Regions from separate parts of the Homo sapiens genome. Here region 1 is linked to region 2. Evidence: read pairs that join two places in POLR2A ChIA-PET (ENCODE). Cell type or tissue: PC-9. All regions are shown on one strand. Region 1 overlaps SH3BP4 (SH3 domain binding protein 4). Region 2 overlaps TRPM8 (transient receptor potential cation channel subfamily M member 8).

What was found. ChIA-PET counts read pairs that join two places held together with the same protein. Peaks named below come from ENCODE experiments on the same cell type or tissue, not always from the same donor. Only the 100,000 strongest peaks of a DNase experiment are listed, where the experiment ranks them.
Region 1: POLR2A ChIA-PET joins it to region 2 with 5 read pairs; 1 of 35 experiments calls an interaction of 5 or more read pairs at or near these places.

The regions. Positions count from the first base shown.
Region 1 is chr2:234,960,979-234,965,978 of GRCh38, forward strand. The region is part of intron 1 of SH3BP4 (SH3 domain binding protein 4); the gene reads left to right. Among named protein-coding and RNA genes, the nearest start is that of SH3BP4, 11 kb to the left of the region's middle. RefSeq lists an enhancer at 3,837-4,399. In PC-9, no CTCF peak of the experiment used is centred here; a DNase peak (open chromatin) is centred at 3,093; H3K4me3 peaks cover 670 bases; H3K27ac peaks cover 3,311 bases.
Region 2 is chr2:233,980,773-233,985,772 of GRCh38, forward strand. TRPM8 (transient receptor potential cation channel subfamily M member 8) reads left to right here. Exons shown (of 26, transcript NM_024080.5): 19 at 1,002-1,143; 20 at 2,281-2,452; 21 at 4,916-5,000. Among named protein-coding and RNA genes, the nearest start is that of TRPM8, 66 kb to the left of the region's middle. In PC-9, no CTCF peak of the experiment used is centred here; DNase peaks (open chromatin) are centred at 1,759 and 2,069; H3K27ac peaks cover 1,190 bases.

The DNA of each region.
Region 1 (5,000 bases), 980 kb after region 2:
GGCAGCTCCATGGCTCTTTGTTGGGACCTGGTTCATTGCGGGGACATCACAGTGGGAAAGAGCAGGGGGTGTCTGAGCCCCACACACCTGTCTGTGTCCGAATATTTGGCTTCTCTTCCTGTTATGACCTCGGTCACATTTTTGGACATCTTTGAGGCTCAGCCTTCTGATCTCTAAAATGATGACCATCGTACTTCGCTCCTGGAGTTGGGCAGTTTAAATGAGATCACACTCAATGCCACTGTACTGCTAGCTGTGGATTTGGCTCCATCATTGTCCCTGTGGTTTTTGTTTGTTTGTTGTTTGTTTTTGAGATGGAGTTTTGCTCTGTCGCCCAGGCTGGAGTGCAGTGGTGCGATCTTGGCTCACTGAAATCTCCACCCACTGAGTTGAAGTGATTCTCCTGCTTCAGCCTCCCAAGTAGCTGGGATTACAAGTGTGCGCCACCATGCCCAGCTAATTTTTGTATTTTTAGTAGAGACGGGGTTTTACCATGTTGGCCAGGCTGGTCTCGAACTCCCGACCTCAGGTGATCCACCTGCCTCAGCCTCCCCGGGTGCTGGGATTACAGGTGTGAGCCACTGCGCCCGGCCTCCATGTTGGTTTTGAGCCCCATGCTTGTCAGCGTGCAGTTCATCATGCCTTGCTTCTTTTGTCTTGTGTACATGTACCATAGTTTATTCTTAGATACTGAGTTAATAGAATTTCTGTGATGTTCCAGCATCTGAGTTGAACAGAGTGTAAGGGTTTGATATTCTTCTGATGCTCAACTTGACCTTTAAAAAGCTCGTAGGTGTGGACCAGGGGCTCGATGCAGTCCTAAGTGTCTAAATAAGGTTTAGGGCTCATCCATGCCAACTTTGCCCAGTTCCTGAAGTTCCTGGAGGAGGTGGGGTGGTGGGGGTGGGGGTGGGGGTGAGGAGGGGGATGTGTTTGATGAGGCTACAGGTCCCCAGACCTGGGGTGGAGTGTGGCTCTGGCAGGTAGCATAGAAGGACCAGCAGCAAGTGCCGGAGGCCCCTGTGCCTTTGTTTGCAAGAGGTCTTTACCTGCCCTGACTTCTTGGGTGGGGTGGGGAGGTGATAACATCTTTTGTTCACTGTAAGTACTTTGTAGACATATGAGTTGTTTTCAGAATTGTTCCTTGTGATTTTCTTTCAGCTTTTGGTTTTTTTGGAGACAGTGTCTCCCTCTCTCACCCAGACTGGAGTGCGGTGGCCCAATGTCAGCTCACCACAACCTCCGCCTCCCAGGTTCAAGTGATTCTTGTGCCTCAGCCTCCCTAGTAGCTGGGATTAGAGGTGCATGCCACCACGCTCGGGTAATTTTTGTATTTGTAGTAGAGATGGGGGTTTCACTGTGTTGGCCAGGCTGGTCTTGAACTCCTGACCTCAAGTGATCTGCCCGCCTTGGCCTCCCAAAGTGCTGGGATTACAGGTGTGAGCTACTGTGCCTGGCCTCTTCTTTTCCAAAAAAAATAATAATAAAAAAACCTTTTCTGCTTATGTATTTTAAATTACTGAATAAATTACATGTTTGTACATGTTTGTTTTAGAAACACTAGAAAATGTAAAAAGAAAAAAAATCACATCAGTGGAATTCTACCACCCATGATGACCACTCTGGACACTTTCATATGCGTCTTTCAGATATTTTCGCTTGAAGTATAGAGCTTCCAAACAAAAACAGGCTGAGACAGTGAGTGGTCTTGCCTTTGTACCTGGCACATAGCAATTTTTCAATAAGTATTTATTGAATGAATACTATGCTTTTTTTTTTTGAGACTTTTTAGGCTGGAGTGCAGTGATGTAATCTCAGTTGACTGCAACCTCCGCCTCCTAGGTTCAAGCGATTCTCCCGCCTCAGCCTCCCTAGTAGCTGGGATTACAGGCACTTGCCTGTAATTTTAATATTTTAGTAGAGACACAGTTTCTACTAATTTTAATATTTTAGTAGAGACACAGTTTCACCAGGCTGGCCAGGCTGTTCTCAAACTCCTGATCCCAAGCGATCCAACTGCCTCAGCCTCCCAAAGTGCTGGGATTACAGGCGTGAGCCACCACGCCCGGCAATGCTATGCTTTTAAAAATAGCTTTTTATCTAAAATTGTTGACATATTTTCAGATCAATAAATACAGATTTGCATCCTCATTTTTCATGTCAGGTTTGTATAGGTACAGGTACAGTACCCTGTTTGTTTAATAAGTGTTTGTGAATAGACACTTCCCAGTTATTTTGAAATTATAAACAACACTGCAATGAACATCTTTGATATATAGATTTTTCCATGCATGTTAAGTTTCTCATTTGAATGAATCTTTTACTTTTATTGTGCTTAAAATCTATGAAGAACTTATAATTATATTAATTGTTGGGTGACTGTATAATTACTATACAGAAAAGCACCTCAAAAGGGAGTGACGTTGGGAAGAGTTCCAGAATCTGTTGTATAAAACTTGGTGAACTTTAAGAGCGGCCGTACTTGTTCCCATCCTTTTTGGGGGAATGCTTTCTGTTTCTCCAGATCCTGACGTGCTTTGCGTTCTGCGCTTTTGGAGTGGGAGGGTGGGTCAACAGAGTAATGTTGATGCCTTAAACGCATACTTCAGTTTTAGGATGCACACATACATGCCAGCTTCAGAAGCATTAACATCTGGGAGTAACTGTATGTTCTAGAGTCCAGGAGGTGTTTCCGTTGGGAGGTCTTCAGGGCCCACTCCCTCCTAGAAGGGGATGAGTGATGGTTTTCATGCATTCAGCTTCGGAGCTGTTGTTGTAAGCTTCTCCAGGGTCATGTCGTCATGGGTGTCCAGAGTGATTTTGTGGCTGTGTCACTTGATCAGCTGTGACAAGATGGACTGCAGTTGGATCTGGCATCTGGTAAAAGCACAGACTTGGTTTTCAGGACCTCTGGGTTCACTAAGGGGAGAGTTTGTCATGGCTCCTGCTGATCGCAAGACTGTAATTTGGATCTTGACTGCGGTCTGGTGTCGCAAGCCTTCTTTCTGGCAAGAGAGGAAAACTAATTTATGGGCGGAATATTTTTTGGCCTGTCTCCTGTAGTTTTGCACAGGGGCCTGGCTGCCTCCTCAGGTCTTGGCACCGCAGTATTTGTGAGTCATCCACCTATAGGTAACATGAGGCAGCACTTTGGGGCTTCGTGAAACCCCAGCTATGGGGATAAGGGACTGGCCAGCATTCCCAGCACGCCCCAGGGGCTGCTTAGAAGCAGGAAACTGTCCATGAGTTCTGGTTTTTTGTTCTGAGTGTGGAGGACACCTTCAGGAGGCTGGGGAGGGGCCCTGACATCAAGCCTGAGAGCTGACCCCTTTTCTAACTCTCTGGGACATGGTCCTGGCTCTTTCCCTCTTCTTGTTCACGCTTTAATGCCTTTTAATTCCTTGACTCACTGCTGAGCCCCTCTGCATTCCGGGTGGGGGAGATAAATGGGGAGCCCACCAGATGCAGCGTCTGCCCACAGGGAGTTCACTGCCCAGCAGGGGAGAAGGGGCATTCAAGTGCACCAGGGGAAAGGTCAGGGTTCATGAGGTTGTAGTTGTACTGGGGGTCAGGACAGGATCCCTAAAGAAGCCCCACTAAGTAGGGGGACCTGAAGAATGAGCAGGCCAGGAAGTGCATGGTGATTTAGGGGGGCAGTGGACTGGTGGGTTCTGGGCAGGGTGGCTTGGTGAGTCCAAGGAACCAAAAGAGGGCCATAGTGAGACCCCCTTCCCAAGAGCACCTGGGAGGGATTCCGGGGCAGGTGGCTGGATCGGACAGGTCCTTCTGCACTTCCCTCGCTTTGAACTTGTATCTAAGGGCACCAAGAAGACGCGATTAGACGTGTAAGCGTGACTTGAAAGGGGCCGGGTGACCTGCCTGGGGTTCCCTGGCACAGGGGGTGACCCATCCATCATCGACGCCTGGCAGGGAGGCTACCCTGTGCACCACATCCTGTTCCAGACCCCCATCTTCACAGCCCTGGCACTACGTGTAGCAGAGTCGGTCTCCCAGCCCAGTGCTCCCGTGACCCACATGTGGTACTTCTCCCTCCCGGCCTGCTGTGAGATTCTTATAAAATTGTCTCTGATTAATCACCCTGTACAGCTTTTAAAAGTTACTTTTATTACCCAAAACAACACTTCAGAAACTAAGCTGACGGTTGAATCATTGAAGGAGTCACAGCATTCTTTCATCCCAGAGAGAAAAAAGGTAATGAAGAAGAGGAGACTGTCCAGTGAAAACCACATGAGAGGCACCCAGCATCAATGCACCTCTCTCTGGTCAGCTGAGTCCTTGAACTCCTCGGCAGTTCCCCCTCAGGGAAGGTCAGCGGACAGGCTGTGTCCTGGCTTTAATTGTCAGTTTCTGAAACTCACCAGGCTGGGTAGTCAGACTTCTGACAGCCACTGTCTCTGCACCCCCGTGAGCTGCTGAGTTTACTGGCCATCCAGAGAGACTTCTGTGTTGAACCCACATTAACCTGGCTAATCCCATCTCTTCTGTGAAAACTTGAATACAACCTTTTGCAATAGGAAAACCGGCTGTCCTCAACTGGCTCAGAGGAAAACCATTAGCTTTTCAAGGTGAAAAGGAAATAGTGAAAAGCTGGGAGATGATGTCATAAACACTGATTTTTTTGTCATTAGTCAAATTGTCTAGAAATTGGCTGCTTGCTAAATTGGGAGTGGGATCGTTATTCTGGGAAGATGGGGGTTTTTTTCATGCTCAAGAAGATGGGTAAAATGGCAGTGATTTCCACAGCGAACCTGTGTTGGAGGGCTGCGACTAACAGGTGAGTAACATTCGGGACAAAATTCTGATTTACTGCTCAGCCGATGATTGCCAACTAGGCATGATGGGAAAAACTTGCGCTTGTGTGACTTCGAATGTCAGGTTGTTTGTGGTTGTCCTCTTGTGCTACTAGGATTTGCAAATAGGCAATGCAGTAGAGCTCGCAAATGGGGTCTGGAAGGGAATGTACAAAAATAACAATTGTT
Region 2 (5,000 bases):
GGATTAGAAAAACCAACCACAAATTACCACCACAAAAACAATGTGTATTCCACATCGTAGAGAGATTAGGGTATGCCCCAAACCATGGTTTGCATTGCCTAGCCTGCATCCTAACTGGCCTGTCGTCCCCAAATAGCTTTTAAGATAAAGCTAGCAACTGGGCATGGTGGCTCACACCTGTAATCCCAACACTTTGGGAGGATGAGGTGGGAGGATCACTTGAGCCCAGGAGTTTGAGACCAGCCTGAGCAACATAGTGAGACCCTGTTTCAATTTTTTAAAAAATATAAGGCTAGCAATTATATATGAGTAGTACTTTCAAATGATGTCATTTTGTAAAGAATCTTAACCATTCATATTTACACTTATACAGAATGAGATGGTTTACAATGAGTGTTCGCCCTCCAATTTGAATGGGGTAAAAACATCAATTTCCTCTTCAGATAGCCTCCCTTTCTGGTTGGGTTTAAGGTTTCAGCATTTGAGCCACAGTTGGTTGGATATGATTCTAGATCACTCCAGTTAGAAAGCACAGATGGCTTTCAATGAGCACATTAGCAGGTGGTTAGATAATCAAATGATCTGGTGCAAATGAGGTAAGTTTCATTAGGGGAAAGCTGGCAGGGTGAAGTCCCAAGTGGTTATGGGGGTGGGCTGGGGGTTGGCATCGTTATAGAAGCCTTGTGAGCCAGGGAAGTTAGCAATAGCACGGTTAGGTTCCTGCTGTAGTGTGTGAGGATGGCGGGCTAAAGAGACAGGAACCTCCGAGAGCTCAGTTTGGTGAGATGTCTTTGCTTTTCATGTCTTTTCATGTCCTTGACTCTACTTGAGGCCATGAAAGCGGAAGATCATGGCCTCTGCTGGGTGGTGTTTCTGGCCTATTTTCACTCACTCAACCTTCCAGCTCTTGCCTGTTTCTTGAAATTGGGTTATTTTTAGAAACAAAACTTTGGAATGTTTTGTCAATATCTCATGAATTCTGTTCCTTCTTTTCCCCCTAGGCTCCACTCTTCTAATAAAAGCTCTTTGTATTCTGGACGAGTCATTTTCTGTCTGGACTACATTATTTTCACTCTAAGATTGATCCACATTTTTACTGTAAGCAGAAACTTAGGACCCAAGATTATAATGCTGCAGAGGATGGTAAGAGTCAAGAATATTTGTAGTCATCATTTTTCTTGCGGGGCCCAGAGTTCTTTTAATGGTCGATAGGAGGATTTTGTCCTTAGAACGACTGTTGCATTTCACCATCAGTAACATTCGCTTTCTTTGATGTATTTCATCAGGGGCCTCTCCCAGGTTAAAATTTAATGAAAGATGGTTGTGAGGGCAAACAGTGTCATTTAGTGCATTGTTAACAAATAACCTCATACTTACTTAGATTTTATACTTCACAAGTTACTTTCATTTGAGTCTTGACAGTTTGCTAAGAGTGTAGGCAGGGGAGGGACTTTTATGCCAATTTGATACCTGGGGACAGTTGAGTCCAAGGAGGAGTGTTTGTCTAGAGACAAGCAGTGAGCTAGACGCATAGTGAGGATTGGAACCTGAATCATGTAACTGTGTAATATAGATACAGGGAAAGGCTATAGCAGTCTCGTTATATACACGCAATAGAAAGAATTACACATGGATGGTGTTGCTTTCCTAAACTTGTTTTCCAGATGACCCAAACCTCCCCTGTTTCTGTCTTTAAATCAGACGAGCATTGAGATGAGCTCATCTGGAAGCTCCATTCCAACACTGAGGTTCTTTGAGTTTGTGGTTTTAATTCAAAGCATTTCTGGGACATCCAGTCATCATGAAGTCATGCTATGTGTGCACAAAATTAAAAAAAAATTAAACGGTCCATTCTTGTCTAATAAGGATAGCTTTTGTTTTCCAAACAAGCAAATAAACCAACAAACTACAAAAATAATTTTGGGGTTAAAAGTGTATCAAAATCATGAGGTACAGGGACAGAGAGGTCCTCCAAAACTTAGATTCCTCCTTTGCTCTAGAGCTGGGCTCCCACTCAGAAAGCTGCTGTTGCTGGGCTGGTTTGGACATCAGCAAGCAAAAATGCATCAAACCGGTTTTAACTCTGGAAGATAGATGTCTTAAGATCCAAAGATGATGATGACCGCTTTTGTCAATTAGTCAGTGAACTCTGGGTGACTTAGATGCTCTGAGCCCTGGAACCGCTGCTCTTCTCCATGGTCCACTGAGGACGGCCGGGCCGGGGGGACTTGCCAACTGTGGGCACGGTCCTGACTCCGCTCTCCTGTCCTCCCCTGACAGCTGATCGATGTGTTCTTCTTCCTGTTCCTCTTTGCGGTGTGGATGGTGGCCTTTGGCGTGGCCAGGCAAGGGATCCTTAGGCAGAATGAGCAGCGCTGGAGGTGGATATTCCGTTCGGTCATCTACGAGCCCTACCTGGCCATGTTCGGCCAGGTGCCCAGTGACGTGGATGGTAAGCCTGACTTGGCTCAGATGGAAACAGCTTGGAGGAGGCATTTGCTCCCTGAACCAACCCCCAGGGCTGCCCCGGAGACCGCACTTCAGAAGCACGCGCGTGAAACGGAGTCCAACATAACAGAGTAAAAACTCACTCCTCAAAACCTCTTCTTTGCTCTTAAGCAAGATTTTACATCAGCCTTGCAGATGGTGCCCAACATTTCAATTTTTAAACCTTTTTAAAAATAGTGATTCTGGTATTTTCAATTAACAATGTGGCAATTGAAGGCAACAAGACTTACTAGTTTAGAAACCAGGGTTGTGAGTTGTACTCATCGATGTAACAGAGTGGCTGGGCTCCCATTTCTTTCAAAAAGAGCAACATTGGAAAATCCACATTGGAACCTGGAATTTAGACTTCTGGCGTGCGTTAGCCCACTGCCAACTGGTTTTTGGAGGCAGGCTGATGGTGGCACAGATGGTTTTAATTTGCCCACACCCGATTTACAGAAGGAAAGTGAGGGGCTATGTAAATTGTGTGTTTTGGATGGACGGGCTGAAGCATCTTTAGGATGCTGACAATAGCCTTGGCTTGTCATTTCCTACCCTACCACGATAAAACCATCCTGATGGTTTCCCTGAGCCAGAGCCTGCTCCTCCTGGTCACAGTTCTTTGTTCCTGTTGTTTTCTCTGTTATCCTCCTGGCCTTGTAAGTCTCTCTGGCCCCATCTGCTAAAGCCTCTTCCAAGACCTTAGAAACAGCTCTTTTCCCCTGCAGTGGTGGAAAGGCACCTTGGTGTTGTCACTCCCAGTCTGCACACTGTGCCTGCCGCTTTACAGAAGCAGACGCATTTCATCCTCATAACAACCCTCCACGTCCGTCATTTTAGCTCCATGAGGATCTAAAGAGGAATTGGCAGGCGGGGTTCAGATCCAGGGTAGCCACTCATGTGCTGTGTGCCCCCGGGAAGTGACTCCATTTTGCTGTCTCTGTTTCATGGGCACAACTGGTAAAGCACCATCTTCTCTACAGGGCCTCTCACTGGCCGGTGTGACCCCACACATGCTCAGATGAGGATCTCTGGCACGGAGCAGCTCTCAGAGGCCAGACGTTTGTACCCACTGCCCCCTCCTCTGAGATTTCTCAGACGCACCTTGGCACATCCTAATAAAAGGGTCTTGATGCCCACTTCCAGACCCAAACTTCCCCCGATGCCCTCCTGTGAAGGTCTGCTGCCACCGTCCACACAGTTGTGTGAACAGAGCTGTCAGAAGCCTCATTGTTGTCCTTAACACCTTCTCAGATTTCATTCCCCTCTATTCAATTCATCCACTAGTTTTGTTGATTTTTATCTCCTAAATGTTTTTTTGAAATCTGTTTTTTCCATCACCACTGCCGCCCCGTGAGCCATCCTCGTCGCTTGCCTGCCTGAGTCTTAGGCACAACCTCCTCACCTTCCTTCCCCTCGAGCCCCTTCTGATCTGTGCTTCTGCCAGAGCGATTCTTTGGAAAAGGGAATCTGATGTGTCATTCCTCTGCTTAAAACAGCCTTGTGGCTTCCCATCACTTCAGTGTAAAGATTTTAAAAATAGGCCGGGGATGGTGGCTTATGCCTGTAATCCCAGCACTTTGGGAGGCCGAGGCAGACGGATCACCTAAGGACAAGAGTTCAAGACCAGCCTGGTCAACATGGTGAAACCCTGTCTCTACTAAAAATACAAAAATTAGCTGGGCATGGTGGCATGCGCCTATAGTCCCAGCTACTCGGGAGGCTGAGGCAGGAGAATCACTTGAACCTGGGAGGTAGAGGTTGCAGTGAGCCGAGATAGTGCCACTGCACTCCAGCCTCGGCATCAGAGTGAGATTCTGTCTGAAAAAAAAAAAAAGATGTAAAAAATTAATATGTCTGCTCCGTGCACATCTTATTCTCCCATTTCCACTGATGTTTACAACCCCCACCACGGGGCCTTTGCCCATGCTGTTGCCTCTGTGGGGTGCTCTAGGCTCCCAACCTCCCCATTAGTTCATGTTCCTGCTGCTCAGCCTCTGCTCTCAGTTCTGAGACCCTTCCTTCTTGGGAAGCTGCTCCTGGATGAGTTGTCTCAGTTTATGCTTCTCAGAGCACTGTGCGTGTCCTTCTTAGCACTTTACATGGACTGAGACTTTAAATGTGTGTGGTTGATTATCTGCCTATCCAAAGAGGCTGGAACGTTCTTGAGGGCAAAGAACATGTTCACTTGGCCCTTCCTTTTATCTTGATCTTAACAAAGCCCCTTGTTCTTAGTAGCTGCTCAGTAAATATGCATTGAGTGGATGAACAGGTGATTCTAAGGACTATGACTTGTTTGGACAAAGTGCCTTAGACGAAGGCCTAAGACATTTCATGACCACTGACATGTTCTTGTGGCCCTGGGAATGCCATCGCTCTCACCCCTCCAGAGGGTCCTCACTTTGCCTGTTGGTTTCTACATCCTCAGGTACCACGTATGACTTTGCCCACTGCACCTTCACTGGGAATGAGTCCAAGCCACTGTGTGTGGAGCTGGATGAGCACAACCTGCC